Linked DNA regions of Homo sapiens: region 1 is linked to region 2. Evidence: chromatin loops called from intact Hi-C (ENCODE). Cell type or tissue: endothelial cell of umbilical vein. All regions are shown on one strand. Links, peaks and the distances in the headings refer to the core of each region. The heading gives the core; the rest is flanking DNA.

Region 1 (12,496 bases), core at 1,389-9,388, 65 kb before region 2:
TAATTGTCTAATTATATATATAATTATATATGATACATGATAAAAGTTGTTTCCTATAGTTTATATTTTGTAATTTTGTATTTTCTATTTTGTAATTCCTACAGTTTATATTTTGTAATTTTGAAATCTTCTCATTCTGTTTTACTCTTTACACTTTAAGAATGCTAAAAATTAAACTTCATATTCTGAGATAATTGTAGATTTACAAACAGTTGCCTTAGTCTGTTTTCTGCTGCTATAACAGTATACCACAGACTGGATAACTTATAAACAACAAAAGTTTATTTGGCTCGTGGTTCTGGAGGCTGGGAAGTCCAGAGCATGGCACCAATGTCTATAGAGGGCCATCCCATGGTGGAAGGCATCACATGGGGAGCAAGTATGAGAGACAGACAGAAAATGGGGCTGAACTCCCGAGATGACCAACCCACTCCTGAGATAATGGCATAAATCCATTTATGAGGGCAAAGCCCTCATGACCTTATCACGTCTTAAAGGTTCCACCTCTTAATACCATCACAATGATAATTAAATTTCAACATGAGTTTTGGAAGGAACATTCCAACCATGGCAGTTGTAAGAAATCAGAAATATCCTGGGTATTCTTTATTTAGTTTTCCCCATTGTGACATCTTGCAAGACTATAGTACAAGAGCAGAACCAGGATATCACAAAATCAATACAGTTAAGATGCAGAACATTTCCATCACCACAAAGAGCGCTGATGTTACCCTTTTATTGTCATTTTCTTCCCGACATAATTCTCTCTTTAATTCTGACAACCACTAATCTGTTCTACATTTCTATAATTTTTTCATTTCACAAATGTTATATAAATGGAATCACAGAATATGTAACCTTTTGGAAGTGGCTTTTTTCACTCATCAGAATTCTCTGGAGAGTCATCTAGGTTGTTGCAGTATGAACAGCTTGTTATCTTTTATTGCTGAGTAGTAGTACATGCTATGGATGTACCACAAGTTTGTTTGGCCATTCACCTATTGAAGGGCATCTGAGTTGTCATCAGTTTTTTTTTCTTTATTATTTGAACTAAGCTGCTATGAACATTTGTGTACAAGTTTGTGGTGTGAACACAAATCTTATGTTCTCTGGGATAAATACACAGAAATGCAATTTCTAAGTTGTATGATAGTTTCATGTTTAGCATTTTAAGAACTGTCAAACTGTTTTTGGAGTCGCCGTATGTACCATTTTGCATTCTCACCAGCAGTGTATGAATGACCCAGTTTCTCTGCATCCTTACCAGCTTTTGGTGTTGTCTTTATTTTTTATTTTAGCTATTCTGATTGCTGTGTAGTCATCTCTTACTGTGGTTTCAATTTGCATTTCCCTATTGGATAGTGATGTCAAACATCTTTTTATGTGCTTATTGCCACCTGTATATCTTTTTCAGTGAAAGGTCTCTTTATATCTTTTGTCCAGATTCTTATTTTTCATTAAAATAATTTTTTTAGACGGGGTCTTACTCTGTCACCCAGGTTGGAGTACAGTGGTGCGATCTCAGCTCACTGCAACCTCCGTCTCCCAGGCTCAAGTTATCCTCCCACCTCAGCCTCTTGAGTAGCTGGGACTACAGGGGCACACCACCATGCCCCACTAAGTTTTTTGTATTTTTGGTAGAGACAGGGTTTTGCCATGCTGCCCAGGCTGGTCTTGAACTCCTGAGCTCAAGCAATCTGCATGCCTTGGGCTCCCAAAGTGTTGGGATTACAGGCATGAGCCACTGTGCCTGGCCTCTTTTGCCCAGATGCTAATTGAATTGTTTGTTATTTCATTGTTGAGTTTTGAGAATTCTTTGTATACTCTAAATACTAGCTGTTTATCAGATATGTTATTTGCAGGCATTTTATCACACTCTGTAGCTTGCTTTTTAATATTTTTAATGGGATCTTTCATAGAGCAAATGTTTTCAAATTTGAGTAAGTCTAACTTATCAGTTTTCCCTTTACTGGATCATGCTTTCATTGTCAAGTCTAGGAATGCTTTGTCTACTCCTAGATTCTGAAGATTTTCTCCAACTTTTTTCTGATGGTTTCATAGTTTTATTTTTATTTACTTATTCTTTGAGACAGGGTCTTGCTCTGCCACCCAGATGGGTAGGCAGATCTTCCCCACTTTATCCTTTTTTTGTTTTAGCTATTCTAGTTCTTTTCTGTAAAAACTGTAGATTAATCTTGTCTATATTTACAAAACCTTTTAGGATTTTGATAGGAATTGCATCAAACCTGTATATCAATTTGGGGCCCTTTACACTTTTCAAACCCCTTATAGTTTGATCACATTTTCTCATTTAATTTACTTCAATTCAATGAGAGTGTCAGCAGGACCAGTCGCAGACAAAACCTCTCGGACACCGGTTTTAGGAAGGGGCTTTAATCAGCTGGGAGCAAGAGTTTGGGGCATTTGTACTCCCAATGCAAATCTGAGCTCTAAGGGTGTAAGAAGGCCAGCAGAACAATTCTAGACCAGTGTGTTAGCAAGTTTGAGGGAGTATGGTGCAACCATCCTGAAAGTGTGGGGACATTCAGAGGAAGGGAAGGTGGTGCTTTAGCCAGTCTGGAAGAAGTCCTCCTTGAAAAAGCTTTTCAGGGAAGTGTGGGATTTATATGGACTGGGAGGAGAAGCATGCATGGAATCTACTCAGACTTGTCCTTAGAAATGGTTGAACTCTTTGCTTTCTACTCCACCCTTTATGGAAGCACCTTTATCACTACTGTCATTTAACTTGTCCTTCTCTACAGCTTTTCCAGCTTGGCTAGATTTTGTTTGTTTATTTGTTTGTTTGAGAATTTTAGTGAAGTTTCTCTTCCAAGCTGTGTGTCTTTAGGCATCCCCAGACATCTGTTCACTTAAGGGAAATGCCATTGCTGTTATCCCTCTAAATGAAAATTGTTTTTATCCTGCAGTGACTCTGATTGTCCCTGTGGACTCTTGTCTCAGGTGTAGAGTCCAGAAGTTAGTCTAGCTGTTTAATTTGTCTGTCTGTGCTTTTCCTAGTACCTAAATTAAAATCACATGTTCGTCATACAAATGCTTATGTGCAAATTGCTCCCAGTGTTCTTCCTGCCAGTTGTGCCTGCCAAGATGATGGCAGGTCTTTAGAATCATTCCAAACCTAATGCATCCCAAAGAAAATCATTACCTGAGGTATTGAGATCCAGGTGCCAGCCCTGCCTCTCTCTCATTCCCATAGCGTGCTCACATTGTTCTTTTCTGATGAATCATTTAAGAACTAATCTGTGCTGGGCTGTAATCTAAAGAAAATTTCTTCTGCTCTTTCTGGCCAATGCTGCCAAATGAAAGACGTTCAGTAAGTCACTGTTGAATGACTGAAATGACTGACTGACATCTGATATGAACACAAAATTAATTTGGGATCTTTTATGGATATGGGGAGATGGCAACATTTTCTGTTAGCTCTGGGTTATTGAGCCTTACATGAAACCCTTTACGGCTGTCTGCTCGTCTTCAAGGGCAGGTCCTCACTGGGACCCTAGGACACTCAGGGTTCACTGCATATGGCTGGATCTGTGCACTTTGATTCCCCTAGTGTTTTCAATTTCTAGTAAAATCTTAACACAGATTGAGTTTAGGAATATCTTCTGACTTGGGGTACTTAGTGCATCCAGTAAAGAATACAGCATCATTATGGGTGTAGGAGGAACCCCTAGGTTTCAGTTGGCTTTTTTAAGAGACGTAGAACTTGGTCTCCTAATTATGATACATCTAGAATTCTTGTTCAAATCAGTATAAATTTAGAATATGCATCAATGGCAGGACTGAATCCAAAATAAAACCAATTTCGGTATATATTCTCTGTAAACTATTTCCTGCGTGTACAGTGAAACTACGTATCTAGTTCTTTCACTTCCCCACAGAAATCCTGAGCGACTGCTCCCACCTTTATCGGAATGCTTTATTCCCCACTAAAGATCTAAGACTCACAACGAATACAGTTTCCCATGGTTAACACGGTGGCAAAGCAAGTGATTCAGAGCCTATTACCTGTGCTGAGCCTGCCTCCTCCTGGCTTCCCCCAAGGATTCATGCATATGGTTCCTTGATGTCTTCTTGTTTCACAAGTCTGAATGAGTGCTTTTATTTTTTAAAGAAAGAATATTTTATGCTGGAAAAGGTTTGCCTGAAAGACAGGGTAAAAAATATATATCAGGGAGATTTTTTATTATATTGCATTTAATTGTAAACTTACCATTCTTGCCAGAAAGAAGAATTCATTCTGATTTTCAACTTGAACAAATAATGTAAAGTCACTAAACTACTGTTAGCTTTTTTATCTCAAAGTAGTTAAATGGCTTTGTTGCTCATGTGGGAATGGAAATTAGCTCTTGGCATGAACTGCTTTAATTGAAATCAGTTTGAAGGCTGAGTTCCTATGCTGCTTGACAGATGACATCATTTCCTGTGCTTTTCCCAATCCTCACTGTTTTTCTAAGATAGGATGAAGCTAAGTTTAACTTCAAATTTAAAGCAACTATACACCTTTTCATGACCTACTTAGAATATTATTCAAAGTTTTCACTAAATCATTTTTTTTCTTTGTATACGTATAGACAGATTTTTAGTTAAAAAAGCATCTTGGCTGAGATGTTTTAACGGAATCATAAGAGCCTAAAATAACTGCAATCAGTTTCCGGGGTTGCTTGATTTCATTACTCCAACAAAGGAGTTATTTCTGCATTCATACATGGGGAAACAAAGATAAAAATATTTTTAATAGCAACCTACTTAGTAGGGCTGTATAAGTGCCTCGGACACAATGGACAACTTCTAAGTCTCAGTTTGGTCTTTGGGCATGGCTTTTGATGTCATCATCAGGCAGCATGAGTTAAGTAAATAAAAATTAATTTAGCACAGTTTTATACAGCACTTACATATAAAGCAAGGTGCTACTCTAGGCACTTAAGAGGTATTGCATAATTAATGCTCTCCCACTCCCCACTCTGAAGAAGTTTTTAAACAAATGAGATGGGGCAAAATAAGTAAAAATAGGCTGGATTATATAATATATGCTTCAAAAGAGAAATATGAAGTAATTGGAAAGGAGAGAGGGCTCACATTTGGTTTGGGAGATATCAGAAAAGATTAGCGGAAGGAAGCAATATTTGAAATGGGTTTTGGAGATAGATAGGATTTCAGGTTTGGGGGAGAACTGTGTGTGTGTTGTGTTGGGGTTTAGGAGTTAGGGGCAAGGAGACAAAGAGGCAGGTAAGAGAGAGGGTTCTACAGAGGGACTAGGACAAGGAAAGTGCCGGGTGTTTTGCATGGCACATAGTAGGCACTCAGAAATGTTCATTGAGTGAATGAATGACTGATAAGTAGATCAGGGGATGGAGTCATAGGACATAGTGGGCATGTGCCAAGGAGCCTCGAAAGATACCTGGGGCCATGCTGAGGGGACCGTGAATGTGGAGAGATGGAGGTGGCTCTAGTTCAGTAGAAACAGGCCTTTGATGGTGTTTCAGTGTGTGGCATGTTGTTGAAAAGGCATTTAACTTTCAACTCAACCTAACTTCTTTGTGCTGTAAAAGGAAGGGTATAGAAGATAGTGGGTTCTGCACTTTCCTTCCCTGTTGGCAGGCTGAGATTTGTGTAGCTCCTTATAAAAATTGTCCCTTTCTCCTGAAGTCAAGTAGCCACTTTTCAATACCGTGGCTGAGGATTCCTAACAAGGGGTAATGGACAGGGTGGCTGTTGGGAGGAATCTTCTATTTGCTCTGAAGAGAAGATTTGGCCCCTGTGCTTCAGGAAGAGTGAGCATAAACAGCAGATTTCTGCTTTTGTGTAGAAAGAAGATATTCTCTTCTCCTTAGCTAAAATTATCGAACCTTCTTCTCTGAGAATTTACTTCCACAACTTGGAGGACCAGACAGAATAAGCCAAACCTCCAAAGCCCAATCCTGGCCTCCATGTGTAGGCAGGTATCAACAAGGATTAGTGGTTAATTCAATCAAGCTTTGGACTAGGAAATAGCCTAGGATTTTGAAAGTGCTATTAGCATTCCTAAATTACTGACCTAGAGATAGCCTGAACACTGGAGAAATGAGAGCACTTGCCTGCGCTGTTGTCATTGCTCACTATGAGCCCGTGGCTGTCTTTTACTCCAGCTTCTCTGAGTGTCTCATTGTCTGGGGTCTAAGGCTGTCAGCCCATGGTCTTTCTACCCTGGGCCCCGAAATGAACACTTCTGTAGGTGAAAATGAGGATCTTATTTAGTTTGAGGTTACAGTTTAAACAAGCAGCTCTTTCTCAGGCAAATCCAGCTGTCCCTGTCGTCAGGCAGTGTTGTTATTAAATGTCTTTGTAGGTATTTTCTTTTTTCTCTATTCTGCCTCTAAAATTTCTTTTAACAAAATTCTTTGGAATTTGCTACTCTTAACTGTTCCCCTGTGCCATCTACCTGGGATTCTAAATCTTTTCACGGGAAAATTATTGCCATCATAATCTTGTCTCATATGGTTACTCAAGGCAATACTTTCTTGTTGGTATAAATTACAGAAATGACATTGAGTTGTAATTTCTGTTAAATTAAAGAAGTCATTTAGCACTATTAAAGTGAATGCCAGAGAAACAATTGCATTGCATGGTAAATGATTTTTTTTTCTTTCTTTCGCTCGCTCTGTCACTCAGGCTGGAGTACAGTGGTGCGATCTCCGCTCACTACAACCTCTGCCCCCCCAGGTTCAAGCGATTCTCTTGCCTCAGCCTCCGGAGTGGCTGGGATTACAGGCATGCGCCATTACGCCTGGCTAATTTTTGTATTTTTAGTAGGGACGGGGTTCCACCATGTTGGCCAGGCTGGTCTCAAACTCCTGACCTCAGGTGATCCGCCTACCTTGGCCTCCCAAAGTGTTGGGATTACAGGCATGAGCCACTGCGCCTAGCCGGTAAATGATTTTACACACACAAATAATATGTTTAGCATTCTCAATTAGGTCATTATCAGGTAAAAATAGATGAATCCTGATAAGCTATTTGATTTTCTCTTCAAATAACTACAAATCAACTCCTGTGAGCTGTTGCAATCTATGCATTTAAGTTGCAAAAGTGAATTCTTCTTCTTTTTTTTCAAGTACAACACTGCAATATTCGCTGTATGAATGGAGGTAGCTGCAGTGACGATCACTGTCTATGCCAGAAAGGATACATAGGGACTCACTGTGGACAACGTAAGTACACTGTAGTTATAAGTATTCTAGATGTTAACCTGTTTGTAGACAAGTAGAATAAAGAGATAAGTGCTGATGGATTTTCTTCGATTACCTGGGACACAGCATGTTTACAAGTGTCCAGTGACCTTTACAGATGAACAAATCACTTACTCAAAAAACTTAACACCAAATTTCCAATTGGAACCTTGATTGGTTACAGGTTGTTTGATTCATTTTCCTCTCATTTACCTTCACCACCTTGCTTGCCTGATCTCCTTGATTTCTAGTCACCACCAAAGGAGCAGAATTCTTGTTCATTCCAGACACATACCTTCCACCCACTTGCTGAACTTCAACACTTGGATTTTCAGGAAGCATCTCAAATAAAGTATTTCAAAACTCAGCCTCATCATTCTCTCTAAACATGTCCTTTATCTTGATTGGTGGTATCTGCATCCCTCTCATTTCCTAATCTAGATTCTGCTACCGAAGTACTTATCACATGGTGTTCAGTTTGAAGGTTCATTTGCACACACCATTTATTGTATCTACTTTCTACCAGTCCCTGTGCTTTGCAGAAGACGAACATTCTTTTTAAAAACCTTGTTTTTTTTTTTTGTTACTTTAAGATGAGCATATATACCCTACAGAAAATTTGGAAAAGTTTAAAAATACAAAAAGTAAAATTATTCGTGATTTCATCATTCCAGATAGTATCTTCTAGACTTGTAATGCATATTTGGTACATGAGTTCTTACTGTATATATAGTTTTTGTACCACTTTTTCACTTAATACTTTATTCAAAGTATGCTCATTACACATTTTAAAATACATTTTAATGGTTGCCTAGTACTCTATTACCTGGATGTTTGACTGTTTATTTAATGAATCCTCAATGGTGGGCGTTATTCAGGGCGTTTCTAATTTTTGCTTTTGTGTATATATTTATTAGGATTAATAATGTTATTATAAATAAACAAAAATGTAGAGAATGCCCTAGTGACCATCTGTGTTAGTCTGTTTTCATGCTGCTGATAAAGACATACCCAAGACTGGCCAATTTATAAAAGAAAGAGGTTTATTGGACTTACAGTTCCACATGGCTGGGGAGGCTTCATAATCATGGTGGAAGGCAGGGAGCAACAAGTCACGTCTTACATGGATGGCAGCAGGCAGAAAGAGCTTGTGCAGGAAAACTCCCCCTTATGATAACCATCAGATCTTGTGAGACTTACTGTTATGGGAACAGCATGGGAAAGAGACCTGCCCCCATGATTCAATTACTTCCCACCTCCCACAACATATGAGAATTCAAGATGAGATTTGGGTGGTGACACAGCCAAACTGTATCACCATCCACACACTGCAGTGGGAGAAGAATATTGGTTGAGTTTTGTGTAGCCCAGCCTGGAGAGAGGAGAGGCAGCCTCCGCAGTGTGGGTGATCCTTGGGCTGAGTCTTGAGGGATGGGTAGGAGCTTACCTGTCAGGTGATGGGGAATGGACCTTTTTGGGCAGATGGTAGAGCATGACCAAAGCACCAGCACAAGACACAGCAAGGGATGTGGGACATAGCAAGTGCTTTGGTGTTGCTAGAGCTTAAATGCAGAGGAGAGTGAGGGGAAAGGAAGTAAGGTCAGATAGGATGTCATGGGCCAGGTTTTGATGCCTTTATACATACTATGTTTTCTTCCAAAGTAGGGCTAGGAAAGAAGAGTGAGACCACAACAATAAACAACACTAACAACATCAATAACCTACATCTTTTCAGTTACTCTGTGCTTACTGTGTGCTAGGCACATTTTAGAACTCTATGTGTGTTAACTCATTTAATATGACAACAACTCTTTGTATTAGAGGACATAAATGTTACCCTCTGGCAGATGAGGGAACTGGAACACAGGGACCTCAGTAGTTCCTCTAAGGGTATATAGATGGTAATCGGCAGAGTTGGGGTTGGAACCCAAGCAGTCTGACTCCATAGCCCATGTGTTTACTCTTGTGAAATACCAACCTTATTACCCTTCACTTACGAAGGTTTACAGTGAGAAAGATCACAGTGTGGAAGCGCAACTGGAGGAGGACAAAACAGGAGCAGGAAGACAAGTCCTAACTAAGGCTATGGCTGTGGAGATGGCGAGATGGGGCTGGATCCCAAGGCATTCCAGGAGAATCAGGAGGGGCTGCTGGGCATCTCTTCTGCTCCCCTTGGTGCTCCCTGAGGGAGTTTAGCCCAATGCCCAACACACAAGTGCTTAATTAACACTGGCAGAATTAGAAAACTTTTCCTAAACTTCAGCTTCCTCATCTGTAATCTGGGAGGGTTGGCTTAGGCAAGCTCAAAATTTCTTTTCTGTTTAGAAGCTCTTCATTCTCCCTGACTATAAATCAAGAGGCAAAGAAGACAATTAATTTACATAAACCTCTCTGGTTATATGATGAGTAATGGCCTCCTGCCATAATTTTTGGTTAAAAAGGGTTGTGTCAGTTCAGGTCCTCTTATGCCAAGAAAATATCAAGACAGAATTAGACATAAAAGAGAATTTATTGGGGAAAAGACCCGTGAAGAATAAAGGAAAGAGGAAGCAGAAGTAGGAGGGAATGGTCTTCAGACCATGATGCCTGTCTGATCCTGTGCAAGGAGGGAGGGAAGGAAGGACAATTGCATAGAAGGAACTTCAGCCTGTAGTGCAGCTCCAAAAAGCCATAGCCAGGTTGATGGAGAACCCAGGGCAAAAAGTGCCCATCAAAGAGTTCCATGATGGGTGGAAATAGCCAGGCTTTAGTATCCTAATGCTGTGTTTAGTCATTGGCTGTGAGCCTGCCCTTGACATGAACATTGCAGCAGATCTGAAGGTACAGCAGCTGGAAGTGGTCTGCCAGCTAAACTTGCAGGAGATTCTCTTGAGGGAAAGTATGAGTGGCTCAACTTCATGGCTGCTATAGGGTAATGTATGGAAAAATGTATAGAAAATATATAAGGAGCAAGGAATTTGAATGGAGGTTTTGGGGGAGCCTCATGGAGCAGTAAGATTTCAGCTGGGCTTTGAAGAGTGGGTGGAACTGACATATTTGGCAGAGAAGAGCCTGCCACGCATGACGAAGATGCCTAGAAAGAGCCCATGCATGCACGAGTTACAGGAACTTGTACAAAGAGGAGTTGTTCAGCACATGAACTTTCAATTCTTATTTTAATGTCATTTCTAACAAGCAAAATATCCTGCCCTGAAGCATCTCTAGATTTACTGCACCAATAGTTTCCGTAAGTTCTGTTATAACTCTCAATTGGATTTTCATTATGGTACTTAAATTACTGAAGATCATTAGTAGTATTTTGTTGTTTGCAGTTAATTGTGCAATTGAACTTGCTACATTTCTGTAATGGTGACATCAGAGGGGCTGATATTTCCCCTCATGGGAGCCCTGTTGCAATTAAACGTAAATCATAAGCAAAAGAGTCTTTGCTAACACACAGTTCCCATTCAGTGACATCTCTTAGAAACCACTGTTTTCGAGGTTAAACTGAAAGCATTGCTCAGATGCTTCACGGAATGAGACCATCAGCATTAACATAGATACAAACTCATCTATTCCAGGCAGCTTTACCTAAGAGTGGACTGAGGAATATCTGAGTATGTGTAACTGTAGAGTGACCGTCCAAAACAAACACCAGGGTGACTTTAGACATTTTATTGTTGTCCTTCCAGAGGACCACAAGTGTTACTTCATTAGCATTTATTTTCAGGTAAAGCGTCTCAGCTCTCTCCTTATTTTACAGCTGTTTGTGAAAGTGGCTGTCTCAATGGAGGAAGGTGTGTGGCCCCAAATCGATGTGCATGCACTTACGGATTTACTGGACCCCAGTGTGAAAGAGGTAATGGTTTTTAAAATCATTTACGTAAAGACATGCTGGTACCTAAAGCTGTTACTAATTTGCACAGACATTGGGTCTGCATGGCTACTTCCTGAATGTTGCTGAGCTTTGAGGGGATTTCTCATTTGTCATTGGGAAGGTCCCTAGGATGACAAGACAGCGGCCCTGAATCTATGCATGATATTCGGCAATGTTTGTCAGTCCAAGTTTACCTAAATTCAGTTATTTGCTAATTTGGTGGTACTCAGTTATGAGTGTATACATAATTACCAGTTGGCATCAGGATAAAAAGGGGAGAACTTTCTTCTGTAAGGGTAAGGATTAAGCTCTTTATTATGCCAGTGAATTAAGTGGTCTTGAACAAAACATATGTATGGAAAGGGAGAATTTCAGTATGAAAAGCACACCTAAAGATCTGTTGGACCTGTTGGGGGCTGTAGAGGTGTACAAGCTCAGCATTCAACACTCACCATAGATATATTGAGTGTCTGCTGAGAAGCTACTTTGTGTAGATGGTTTATTCAGTACTCATCGCAGCCTGCTAGAGTGTGTAGAATTATCCTTAATTTTGCATATGAGAAGATGAAGGCACAAAGAGGTCCAGGGATGTCCCCAAGGCCACATACATAAGAAACCTTTAATTTGAATGTGTGTTTTGTCTCTTCAAGTCTAATGTTTACTGCTGCTCTTAATTAAAAGAAACATTCTACCTGATTTGCCTACCTAAAAATACAAGTATGATATTGAGATATGTGTGGATATGCAATATTCTTAAGTTTTTTTCCCTGAACTTTGGTCTTACTAATAATCTTGTCTCTACATTTATAGATTTTTTTCTCATCATCCCTAGTTTTATAATGAAAGTTTAGAAGTTTTATGTTACACAAAACTGTAATTGAAAATTTGCATGAACTTTTAAACTGCAGTAATCACTTTTAGCCAAAGTTGTATAGACATCTTATTCTAAGATGGAAAGTAAAGATTCAGTAGCAGATGTTGAATATGTCATTTAAAACATGTAATAGAGGAAAACAAAGAGCAGAGAGTGGTTTGTGAGAAATTATTTTCTGTCTGTGTTTATAATTTATCTAAATTCAGTTATTTGCTAATAATGCAGTAATACCTATTTGAGCAAGAAATTCCAGGTCGATTACTTTGATTACTAGGTAAATTACATTGTATCTCTATTAATGGGACCACTGCATGGTATTGATGTGTAATGCATAATAGACCTTTACATTGCATGTTGATATCCTTTAGGAGTCCCTCCTTAAACTGCTTCTCTTTACAACTTGCACAGATGTGTTTTTATTCGCTAATAATTATAATGGTCCAGAGTACTAAAAACTATTTCTTCTAGGCAATATCATTCTGTGGCCTTATTACTTAATCAGGGAAGTTGTAGGAGATTAAAATTGTTAATGTGTAGCTT
Region 2 (12,496 bases), core at 2,877-10,876:
TAGCTCTCTATGTGTATGTACACATATGTATGTATATATGTGTATATAGAATATGTAAAATATATATTAAAATATGTATTTATTATTTATTTACATTGCTGAATTATTTGAAAGTTAAGTTGCATACATCATGAGACGTCACCTCTAAGCACTAAGGACATTCTTGTATGTAACCACAATACCGTTATCACACCTAGAAAAACAACAATTCTGCAGTGTCATGTAGTATGTAGTCCACATAAGATTTCTGAAATTGTCTCTTTTAGAAACAGTATCCAGTTGAGTTTTGATTATTATGATTTTTAATCTAAAATAATCTCTGTACTTCTTTTGGTGAAGAGAAAGTAATTTGCTTTTGGAAAAGTTCTAGACAATTGCCTTAGAAAATATCACATGTTCTGAGTTTTCTGGTTGTTTCCTTGTGGTGTAATTTACCTTGTTCCTCTATCCCTATATTCCCTTTCAGCTAGAAGTTTGGTGTGGAAGTTTGATTAGATTAAGCCTTGACACTTTTTGACAAGAAACTTCATAGATAATGTGCACTACTTTATATTTTATAAAATCAGGAGTCCCGGAAGAATTTCAGACGATCTCCGTGATAGTGCAATTCTGGAATGAATCAAGAGTTGACTTTTGGTGTTACTGATGCTAAATAGGCCTTGTATTTGGGCCCCAATTGGAGAATGCCCCTGGAATTCCACTCAGATACAAGCTGCAGCAGTGGGTAGGGGTTGGATGTGAGAGTTCCTGACAGCGGCATGAGATCATGTATATCAGTGTGCTTTGTAAAACTAGAAGGAAAGAGACTGGAAATGGGAATTCTACTAACTATTAGGACACTGCAGTAGTGGATGATCAACCTTCCTAAATTTTGACTTTGTTGTTTGCTTTGATGAGCTGGTAGTTAGTATAATTAACTATAATATAATTAGTAAAGAACATAATAAAGTGCCTCATAATCAGTGCAGCACTGTGGAAATGAATAGTATTTTGCCATGATTAGGATGTCAGTCCTAGTTGAGAAATACTGGGTTATGTCGAGTGGCAGTGATGCCAGTTTATGGGCTGGCTTATGTTCCTAAAGTTAGACTTTCAGATAAGTAGTTGTTATCTTGCAGAGATCTCCAATTAATCATGGCACACGAGTACTCTTCATTAAAGGAAAAGAGAAAGAAGGAAAAAAAATACACACACACACACACACACACACACACACACACACACACACACACACATCTTAGAGTCCTAGAGGGCAGAAATAATCTTGGGGAGCTTTTGCAAGACGTATATGCCTGGGCCCCATGCCACATCTACTGAATCGGGTTCCATGGGGAAAACTGGGGGAGGACAGGGTGGGACCCAGGCATCAGCATTTTACAAAAGCTCCCCCAAGTGATTCTATTATGTCCTAAGGTTAAGAATGATTGCAGTAAGAAGAAGTAACAGCAGTTAGGAGGCTGATTATGATAATGGAACTTCTTAACTTTAATTTTCCTTAGACTAAAAGTTCTCTGAACTCCTTCCTCAGAAAGTTGTATTGAAATTCCACACATTAGGAGCCTAATGTTCCCCAGGCCAACCTACCTGGGAGAAATAAGTGTGCTGTGACCCTCTATGTCATGGATAAATTGATATCTCATTCTTTTGTTTGTCATTTTTATGAAAAGAAGGATTTAAAATAATTGGAGCCTAGTGCCCAAAATTATATCCTTGTGCCTTCCCTGCAGTTTGTGGTTTAGTGACTGGGCAGGAGGGACGAGAATTCATTGTACCACAGAATATTCTTTCCCTGTAAACGATGCATTTGCTTCGGGGTGAAGTCTGATTACAAATGAAAGTGAAATAATGCTGTAGACCACAGCATTCTGAGCTGCAGAGCTGGGCATGAGCTGAGGATCAGAGGCTGCAGACACATGTTGGTCAGAGCCCAAGCCTTGAGGCCAAATCTAACGGGACTGGAGAGCAATCCTTGAGCTAACCACTCAGAATGGGAACATGGAGATGCAGAATTTCCCATGAACCAGCCACACTGGAGTAAGCCAGTTAAAAACAATTAGAGTCGCACTTTAATTTTGGAAAGACTTGGCCTGTTGCCCTAGTTCATGAAGGTCTTATAAGGAAGTGATTGTAGAGCAATTTGCAAATAGAAAGCATTTCTAATACTATATTTTAGTTGCATTAGGAATAATGATTTACACTGAAGCCAGGAATGAGTCAGACGTTACACAAGCTTTGAGTTAAGCACACTCCCTGTCTAATGCTGAGACTATCTGAAAAAAAAAAAAAAAAGAGTATGTAAATTTAGCTTAATATCATGTAAGTGCTATGGGAATAATTGTAAATAATTGGATTATTAGTAAGGAATTGGGAGTGTGGGCAGATTTCTTTCTGCGGTTGGAGTATTGGACTAAAAACAGCATAACCTTGGCAATCTAAATGAAGTACAGGACGAAAAGCACATGCCGCCAAATCGGAATGACATTTGAAAACCATGTTAATACAGCATTTACCTTCCAAGACATTTTTAGATCCAATTTTATTTCATCCAGATTATGCCTCTCCCTCTACAATCAGCAATTTTTGTTTAAAATATGGATCTACAAATACATTTATATCCACTTGCTAATCTGTACTGTCAAATAAGCCAGTTTGAATTTGTTTCCAAAATAACTTTGTCTATAGTGATAAATATCTAGCACAGAAATGTACTAAGTCCATAGTTTCTATTCTACATAAAGTATTCGCCAAATATATAGTATACTTAATAAATTGGATCCCTGTGGACTGTTGGGATGCCTAATATAGATTGTCAGAATTAACAACTACCATCTCGATTCTATGTATTTCATATTGAAATAAGAATAATACGTTATTGACCCTGGAAAAGTCTTAAGGGGTTTTTTTTTTTAATGAAGATCTTCCAATGAGAAATTCACATGTGAAGTTATGAATCAGTGGCAGACAGAACTGAATCAGATTTGTATTAGCATTTTGTAGAGTGTCTGGATTTTGCTGGTGTCACTCACAAAACACCATATTTGTATCTATCCTGAACCTTGGCAATCCTCATATATAAGATAATTCCATAGAGTATCTTGGCAAGAGGAGGTGGAAAAACAAATCCCAACAGTGTTGAAGAGAGGATTATAAATTAAAATTCATGTTGCGTTATGCTTTTTAAAAAGGATTGAATATGGCAAGCTAACCTGAATCTGTTTGATTAAAGCATTTGCACTTGTCTCAGTAAATTAACAGAAAGAAACAAGCCTAAATTCTCTTTCTTGTTACCTAACATGGAGAGTTTTATTTATTTTTTAAATAAAAGATTACACTGCTGTGATCTTTCTAGTCTCAGATGTAGGATATATATAGTCATAAAAATCTTGATGACTGTTTTTATCCTGAAAAGGATTCATTGTAATGTACACTGAATGCTATGTGTAATAATGAAGAATTAGAGGCAATTTAAATGATAGACAGTAAGAAAATTACTGAACACATTCTGTTATAACTTGATGGAAAATTATGCAGCAATTAAAATCATATTGTAGAATAGCATTTATTACATGGGAAAAAGCTTTGGCAATGTTAAGTGAAGAAAATCCAGCAGGATTCAAAAGTATATTTTTAGTATAATCCTTATTTTATGATTAAAAAAATAAAACACACACATGCATACACACAAAATCTTACGTACGATAATATAATCAATACGTTATCAAGGGTTTCTTTAGGTGTAATTACATTTGTTTATATGCTACTGCCTTTTCTCAATTGTCTAAAGTAATTACTTAATTTTGAATTAAAATACATAATAAAATATTGAAATAGAAAGGAAAGACCAAACAGCAAAGATGTATTTATTAAATCCCTATAGGTATTTGTTTGGGAGAATTGAGCCAAAAAAATAAAGATGACTTTGGTATTTCACTTTGTCCACATAGTTCCTGCATTTTAAAGAGATTTTGTTCCAAATTACTGCAGTGCTGAGTGACTTTTTCTTCATCGAAAGAACGAAATGAGGGCTGAGATTTATTCAACAGCTCAGTATTTAATACTTGTTTATATTTTTGTTTGAATTCAGTATCTGTGGAAGAAGATAGCAGGTTTTGAATAAATCTGGCATACAATGTAAAATATTAAACTATACCTACAGCTTGACTATATAAAACTAAAAAAACAGTAGAGTAAGAAATGCATAAACAAAGTAAAAAAAAAAAGACAAATGATAAACAGAGAAAGTGTCAGGAGACAGGGCTGGAAAGGTGGGTGGGGCTATATCATGCAGAGAAGAGGGACACAGAGGTCTTAGGCTTGTCTTTTGGCATGGTGAGTCTGGTTGCATGTAGATATCACTCACACAATTTTTGACCTGTTTGCATATCACCTGTACTAGTATTTAATATTTTTAAAAAATTGAATTAAAAGGTTTTTCAATTCATCATCCTCATAGCAGACATAACTGTGAAATCATGAGTCTGATATATTTATGCTGTTTCATAATACACATTAAAATTAATATGTGACTACTAAAATCTAAAATTATCTTGCATCCTGTGAGTGGGACATAACACTGGCATGGAGGGAGGGAGCTGGGGAACTGGGGACTCGGCATTTGGACCATCCTGTCTGTCTCTCCAGTGCTGCCATAGCTTGGATATGGTAGTCTTCTTTACATATATGACTGGCATGGAGTTTTGTTTTTGGAATTCTTCAGAAGGTTGATCTTACAGCATGGGCATCAGAGCAGTGCTGTTTCTGCAACACCATTGAACAGAGGTGGTTCATTGCAGATAGCAGAGGAGAGGGAGGAAGAGCACGTAGTGATGGGGAGCAGATGGAGTTGAAATTCCAAGGGAGGGGTTGGAGTGGAGATGCAAGAAAAAGAAAGCAAGAGAGAACACACAGGATAGAGGGATGCCAGCAGATAAGATTCAGCTATTGCCAAAACATTGTTACGATCCAGAATGTTGACTCTTGCTGGTACTGTAATGAAAAGTTGTCCTTTTTTCCTTAGTAAATAGCATGTCTGCGATGTCCTATGAGCTACTTAAAGAAAGAAGAAAATAATGAAAGCATCCCAGTAGTTTCATTAGCACAGCCAGTGATTTTCATAAAACTGTTGCGTTCACAGGTGAAAGGAACTTACTGGGGTCATTGAGTCCATTTTTAGACTCACAGGGATCACTGCACCTAAACACTTCTGAAAATGACCTGGAAGCATGCAAATGTTGGTTTGTGGATAGAAGCCCATGAGTCTTACCCCAGCCCAGCCTCCCTTGTCTGTCAAGGTCATTGTAGAACCACGGAAATGGATATTATGGCCCTGATTTCTCTCACAAGGGGACAACCTGGGTTTGGTCCTCTGTGCTCACTACGTCTTTATCTTTCTTATTTGTTGTTGGCTCTCTCTCTGTAGGAAAAAAAAAAAAGAGGCAGATCTTATAGCTGGTGGTAGACTGCTCTGATTGGAAATTCTCTTGTGGACTTAGCTTATCCCTGTTTTGCTTTAAGATGGTCCTTTTGCCTAGGGGTTACAATGATTTCAGACCAGTGTCCTCACTCTTTATATTAAAACCTAATGTGTTTTGCATGGACAAAATTTTAAATTCTTGTTTGTTGGTTTGCTTGTTTTGTATTTGAAATAAGATGACCCCAACTCAAAAGAAACAGATAACCATTTCTTTTATTGAAGGAACTCCCAGGAAGAAGGTGCCATGACTTGCCTCACTGCAAGCTTCAAAATTCTTTGCTTTCTCAGCCCTAAATAACAATAGACTGGAAGCTCTGTGAGGTCAGGGATTTGGCCTCTTTTAGTCACTGAAGCATCTGTATCAGGCATAGGAGCTGATTCAGTGTAGGCACTGATATATTTTCTTAAGTAATGAGTGGATAATAATATTACCATGTTACATTTGTATAGCAATTCACAGTTGTAAAGAGTTTTCCATTAGCTCGCCTGATCCTCACAATGCCGTTTTCAAAGTGGGTAACAACTGATGTTTTCATCCCTATTTTGTAGGTTAGGAAATCGGGTTCAGAAGTAGAATGGTCTATCCAAGGCCTTACACAGGGACAGTGATGCATGATTCTGTCCCTGAAATTCATTTCTCAATTTGGAGTCAAGCAAGATGGAGCACAGCTGTTCCTCTGCATGATGGTTCCTGCTTTTCTGGATTTTCATCAGATTTTTATTCTTTATTTTCAGATTACAGGACAGGCCCATGTTTTACTGTGATCAGCAACCAGATGTGCCAGGGACAACTCAGCGGGATTGTCTGCACAAAAACGCTCTGCTGTGCCACAGTCGGCCGAGCCTGGGGCCACCCCTGTGAGATGTGTCCTGCCCAGCCTCACCCCTGCCGCCGTGGCTTCATTCCAAATATCCGCACGGGAGCTTGTCAAGGTAAACCCGGGCTGATGGAATTATTAATGGATTAATCTTATTTGCTCTGGAGAGCCATTCTCCAATGAAGTTGAAGAGAATGGAAAAGTAGTGTCAGCTACATAACTTCACAATTTCGCTGACTGCATGATATCCAACTAAGGCATTAGGAACGTGGCTCTCGAGAGAGCAGCTGAAGTCTTACTGAATGTTTTCTTGCCAACCATTCCCCCTTTCTGACCCCAGAGGTGTTTGTATGTACCTCTGACTCCAGGGGTGGTGTGATTCTGTTTACAGCGATGCAGTGCATTATGGCAGTGCTGTGTAGAAACACAAAGCAAGGTTTGTGAACAAGGTAGTTTATGTTTTTCTTAATTTTTTTTCTTCATTTGAAACTGTTGAGTTCCTCTCTCATGGGTTGTGCTTAATTGACCTGAAGAAAATTGTTTCTCTCGACATTTTGCATGCTACATTTTGCATTTTTTTACAAGTCCAAAATAAATTAGGATTTGTTTCACAGTTTTAAATATCCCCAGATGTCGCCTGCTAGCTGCTTCTCCTGCCTCCCGTAGAAGCCCTTACTCTGTTTTTGGCTTTTACTCCTGTTCTTCCAGCTGTACAAATTCTTTTATTGTCTGGATGTCTGGCAGGAAACAGGAGGAAGTGAACAGAGGCAGCTCCACACTAAACTGATGGGATTGAAAACTCTCAGCCTGTATCTGTTTCCTTTAGACAGCCTCAGGACTTTTTATAGCAAGTTGCAATATTTTCAGAAACTTCAGGATATGCTTTTCTGAGGCAAATAGATAATACTTTGGCGTTGTTTTGTATGTTAATTCTAAGGGTAATGTGCAATAAAACAGAACTTGAGCTTAGTCACACAGTTTTGTGGGTCTCCATTACATTCCACTTCAATAAATTCCACTTCTGATATTGTCATTCCTGGCCTTCAGCTCCCATGTACAACATACAGCTCCTTTGGATGCCCTTAAATGTATCCCTCTGAATGTCAGGAGAAGAAATAAGTCACCTTGAAACTCTAAAATTATCAAGGGATGGATTGTAGTATTTTACAAAAGTTTAGTTGTTTTTTGGTGCCTTCTTATTTTTCCCGTTTTTAGAAAATCCCAGTGAGTTTTGAAGAATTTGTTCATCTTGGGATTACAAAGTTAGCTAATACCCATGAACTTGTTGACAGTGACCAGAGAGCTAGACTTTTAACTGCCTCAGCTGCCCATCAGTGACCCATTGTCAGAGGTTAGGGTGCTAATGGAATTGGGGGGGTGGGGATAATGAACTGCCTTCTCTTTAGCTTTGCTATTCGTTTCATAAATCTGGATCTTTCCAGCATTTGCTTCCTGTTTCTTTCTAACTCTGCTATTCAACATCCAAGAAAAAAAATGTTTTTTATAAGAAAAGTTTTGAAAACCCATTGAATCACAATGGCAGTTATATTGCTATTTTGAGAGTGAAATTCTTCATGTTTGGTTGTTGTTGTTGTTGTTGTTGTTGTTTTTTCTAAGAGATTCTGCCACCAGGTTGTGGCTCTTGCTCCTTGCTGGTGTTTCCAGTCCTTGGGTCAGATGTGAGGGGCTGTGGGCAAATGGGTTCATAAAGGAGCTTATTCTGTCTTCAGACCTGGAGTATACAGCCAGTGGAGAATTGCCTTGTCTATATTTTCTGTTGGCCAGAAATCATGATCAACAAGACAGCTAGTTCTGCCTATATGTAAAAATCTTGATTTTCAAAAACATTTTAAAAAATACATTCAACACATCAAGAGAATGGAAAATTCTGGTCTAAGACAAAACTGAAATTGGCTAGAAAACATAATTTAATGATTTTCCACATATAATCATGTATCTGTGGGTTAAGATATTTCATTTAAAACAGTAAGTGATACTTTTATAATAAACTAAATTGTTGTTTCTTTAATATCCCTTTTACTGCATGCTGACTTTTCTCAAGAACACAGGTTGAGATCTTATAAACAGCAATCACTTTTTTCTTTACTCAATGAAGAGTGAAACTAAAGAGCACATTAAGCTTCCAGGTTTCAAAAAGAATACATTAGACTGTTTGCTTGGGGATTCTTTATTAAATCAGACTTTTCTGTTATGAACAAAGAGATGGAGAGAATGTACATGTACTTTATAATCTTTATAACAAAAGTAGTGAGCCTGAAATGATTAATTTTGCTCCTGGAAGGTTAATATTTGGGCTTACACATAAGAACCCAAGTTAGTCCTTAGGTGCTGGTTATACAACAGTGAAGAAAATGGACAAAGTCCCTGCTTTCTGGAAGCTTATATTGAAGACATTTTGAAGACATTCAATTTATTAAATAAAACAAACAGGCATGTATTAGGTCAGTGGGTGGTTAGTCCTGTGGAAAAAAATAAACAGGGAAGGAAGGATGATTAGAGCCAGCAGCCAGGTGTTGCTGTTGGACTGTCAAGGGAAGGGCTCGTGGCTAAAGTGGCATTGGAGCACAGACCTGGAGGATGAGACATCGTGGGCCATGCAGCTCTCTGGAGGAAGACTATTCCGGGCAGAGGGGCAGCCTTACAGAGCTCTGTGGCAGGTGCATCCTTGGCATATTTGAGGAATCCAGTGTGGTGGGAGAGATAGGAGGGTGGAAAATGGGTAAAAGATCAGAGAAGTCATGTCGAACTCCCCAGGACATAGTACACACTTGCACGTTGAGCTGGGGAAAGACATGATCTCACTGACATTTACAAAAGTGGCTTCTGGTGGCCACTGTGCCAGCAAGGTAAGTCTGCAGCTGAAACTACACACTCACTCACCTAACAATCTCTCTCACTTCTTGGCCTAATTTTCTGAGTTGTTTAATTTTTACTGTGCAAGGCACTTCTCCAGAATGTGAAGTGAACATTTCCACTTCATTTGCGCAAAAACATTAGCTGTCTCGTGTAGTCTGAGTGACCTTCAATAAATTCCGTTTTAACTAAATCACTCAGTACAACTCTTAAAGGTAGTTTCATTGTAGAAATGTATTGCATTTTGATTTGCAAGATTTTTTGAATAACTCTGATTATTACTACCAATCTGGAGATAAAAATGAGGCCGTGAATAATGGCCTTTTAAACGTATCTTTATACTTTGCTGCATATGTGCTAAAACCCGCAAAAGTTAATGCACTCTCCTCTACATTAGGAAACATGGAAGGTGGGAAAACAAAAAATACTTGTGACTTCTTATGGAACATTATTAATCAAACGATGTATTTTACATAATGCAATTGTGAGAAACAGTTTCTCTAATCATATTCCAAATATTGTGATGGACAAATAACTCACCGATATAAATATGGTAACATAATTGTGGACAAATTATCACATTTTATTCTGCAATGAATTTCATATGAGTTTTTTTTTTTTCTCTCTGTCTTCTGTAATCTGACAGATGTGGATGAATGCCAGGCCATCCCCGGGCTCTGTCAGGGAGGAAATTGCATTAATACTGTTGGGTCTTTTGAGTGCAAATGCCCTGCTGGACACAAACTTAATGAAGTGTCACAAAAATGTGAAGGTAAGAAATCTTATGCTTTGCAGTTGGGGGGTGTAGTGGGGGCAGGCAAAACTCAACATTAGAAACAAGCTTGTTTGCAAATTATTCCTAAATCCTTCTGTCTTTGTCATCCCTGTGAATGTGTAAATATAATATTTTTAACAGTAATAATATGCCTTTGTGCTATTGGACCAGAAAAACCCTGTAGCTTTTTCCACTTTTATAGACCCAAAACAAGAGGTCCATCTGAATCAAATTAAATATTAAAAACATGAAATATTTTTGAACCAACATTTGGTTTAAAATGTTCAACACACATGTTTTTGCATAGTTCTAGAGACATGAATTTAAATTTGGTCATTAGATATCATTCAGAATAATATATCTTCCGAAGTTTTTCTAGTTAAAAGGTATGTTTGATTTTGTGTGTGGGGAGGCAGATTGATCTATTAACCCTTATATTTATGCTCCTAGTACATGCTCATGATTTTCTTTTCTGGGGGATGGTAATTGCCTATCAAATGAAAAGCTTTTAATGTTAGTCAAACAGAAAAGTAATTTGAGATAATTTTTATATTTACATTTAGTTTATAGATTGAACTTCTACAAATATATATACAGAGGATGTGTTTATAGTCACCACTACTGCTACTGCTCTTTGCCGAAATGAGGCCTGACTTCCAATTACAGTCATAATTTCTTCGTGAGAGGGGAGCATCTAGAAAATATGTAGGCAGCATTGGACTCTCTTTTCTTTGATGAGTGCATGTAACTTATATATAGTAATGTCCAACAATAGTGTAACAGCATTCTCAGGGCTACATCTCTCATCAAGATCAGAAGAGAAAACTTTTTCCTTCATCCTCAACTCACCCCACCTTGAGGTTTCACTTAGATGGATGCATTTTTATTGAAAACAGATGCTGTTATATTTATGCCCCTAGACTCTAACAGTGAGTACATTCTAAGTTATTTGTCTGGGCTGGATAATTAACCTTGTCAGTTGCCACTGTATATCAGATGAGCAAAAGACAGCTTTAAATTTAAGGTGCAATTCATAAGTTACATGTAAGACATTTAATATCTACTTGCCCTGAAACTGAATAATCTAACTCTGATAGAACTATCTTTATGAGTTGGAATTGTTTTTAGGTTATAAATCATCATTGAATTTATAATTGATACTGCATTCTTGAACATGTTATACATAGTTATTCGGGGTAGTTGTGAAAAAATAGTTCTTTCTAAAGACTTCTTAAAAAAACATTTTAAGTTTCAAAGAACAATAAAGTTGACTCTTGATAGGCCAATGTATTTTAGAAGTTGTACTGTAGATCTAAATTTGAAGCAGAGAATGTTGGCACTGAAAGGGGCAAAGAACTCAGCTATTTCCACACTCTACATTATATATTAAGGAATGGTGTCTTGGGTGTATTAAGTACCCTGTCTGAGGCCATTCAGACAAGACTGCTCAAATTTACCTCTTTAACTCACACTCTGGTGCTTGCTGAGCCATATTACATTGTCCTCTTTCCTAGATGAAAGTTATTATTCTGGAATAGATTTTCGGGCCATATACACACACACACACACATACACATATATATATACACACACACACACATATACACACACACATATCTTTATATAGACACACATATATCTATATACACACACACATATATATATGACATTAACTTAACAAGCCATTAAAGTTTATCACATGCAAAACCTACATCAACGATAGGTTGTGTTTTATCTTTTAGGCTTTCTCAGTTTAATATATTCAGCTTCAGAATATATAATCAGCTTCAAGATTGAGGGGAGTATAGTCCTTATGACTTGTCCAGTCTGTGTTTTGTTTTCTGAAATTATGATGGCTTCCAGCCTGAGTAGAATTGATTTTGTCTCTTGCTTTTCATTCAGACAAGTCAATTAACAGGAATGGTCTATGGATGTGGACTAGACAGAAGATTCTAATTTAATGCTCAGACTGAAAGAAAAATCATTCGAATCTTTTTATTGATGCTAAGAAACCTATTATGGTGGTGTATCCAGTGGACCAAAAACTCAGTCTATTACTTAATCCTTTTCCACACACAAAAATTTTCCAGCTACATGTGAAAGTCAGCAGCAAGATAAAAACAGACTATTTTGGCTAGATTTTTTTTTCCTTTGCCATCTACTATTACATTAATTTAGATAATGGTTTTTTCCTTCTTTTCCTTCTAGTATCAATGCAAAATTGATACTAGAGGAGAATGTCCTGTTAGTGCTATACATTCTCTGGCCTGGAGACTGGTGTGAACAGGGTTGACCTGTCTTACTCTGGTAAGAAAGTAATCAGGAAGTACCCTGAGAGCTCTTGGCAAGCCGGGTTCACTTTTTCGACGTCCTTGCTCTTTTCCGGTTACAGTGTCTCACTGTGGAAATGGCATAACTCTGGGCATCGGCTGGTGTCTAGATGGCCAATAGAGGGAACCCAGGAAGTCTGGCCCGTAATCACTGAATATGTTCCCTAGAAAGATGATGAGTATAACCATGGGGTTCTGTGCCCTTGTGAAAATGTCCTGGTACCTT

The links. Peaks named below come from ENCODE experiments on the same cell type or tissue, not always from the same donor. Only the 100,000 strongest peaks of a DNase experiment are listed, where the experiment ranks them.
Region 1: a loop joins it to region 2, with 3 times the contacts of the local background. A loop is called at or near these places in 4 of 110 quality-filtered maps.

The regions. Positions count from the first base shown.
Region 1 is chr15:48,594,851-48,607,346 of GRCh38, reverse strand. It overlaps FBN1 (fibrillin 1), which reads left to right. Exons shown (of 66, transcript NM_000138.5): 5 at 7,113-7,208; 6 at 10,969-11,064. Among named protein-coding and RNA genes, the nearest start is that of FBN1, 45 kb to the left of the region's middle. RefSeq lists an enhancer at 11,099-11,268. In endothelial cell of umbilical vein, for the core only: no CTCF peak of the experiment used is centred there; DNase peaks (open chromatin) are centred at 4,046 and 4,456; H3K4me3 peaks cover 274 bases; H3K27ac peaks cover 1,772 bases.
Region 2 is chr15:48,531,521-48,544,016 of GRCh38, reverse strand. It overlaps FBN1 (fibrillin 1), which reads left to right. Exons shown (of 66, transcript NM_000138.5): 7 at 6,209-6,406; 8 at 9,812-9,937. Among named protein-coding and RNA genes, the nearest start is that of FBN1, 110 kb to the left of the region's middle. In endothelial cell of umbilical vein, for the core only: no CTCF peak of the experiment used is centred there; a DNase peak (open chromatin) is centred at 7,096; H3K27ac peaks cover 2,115 bases.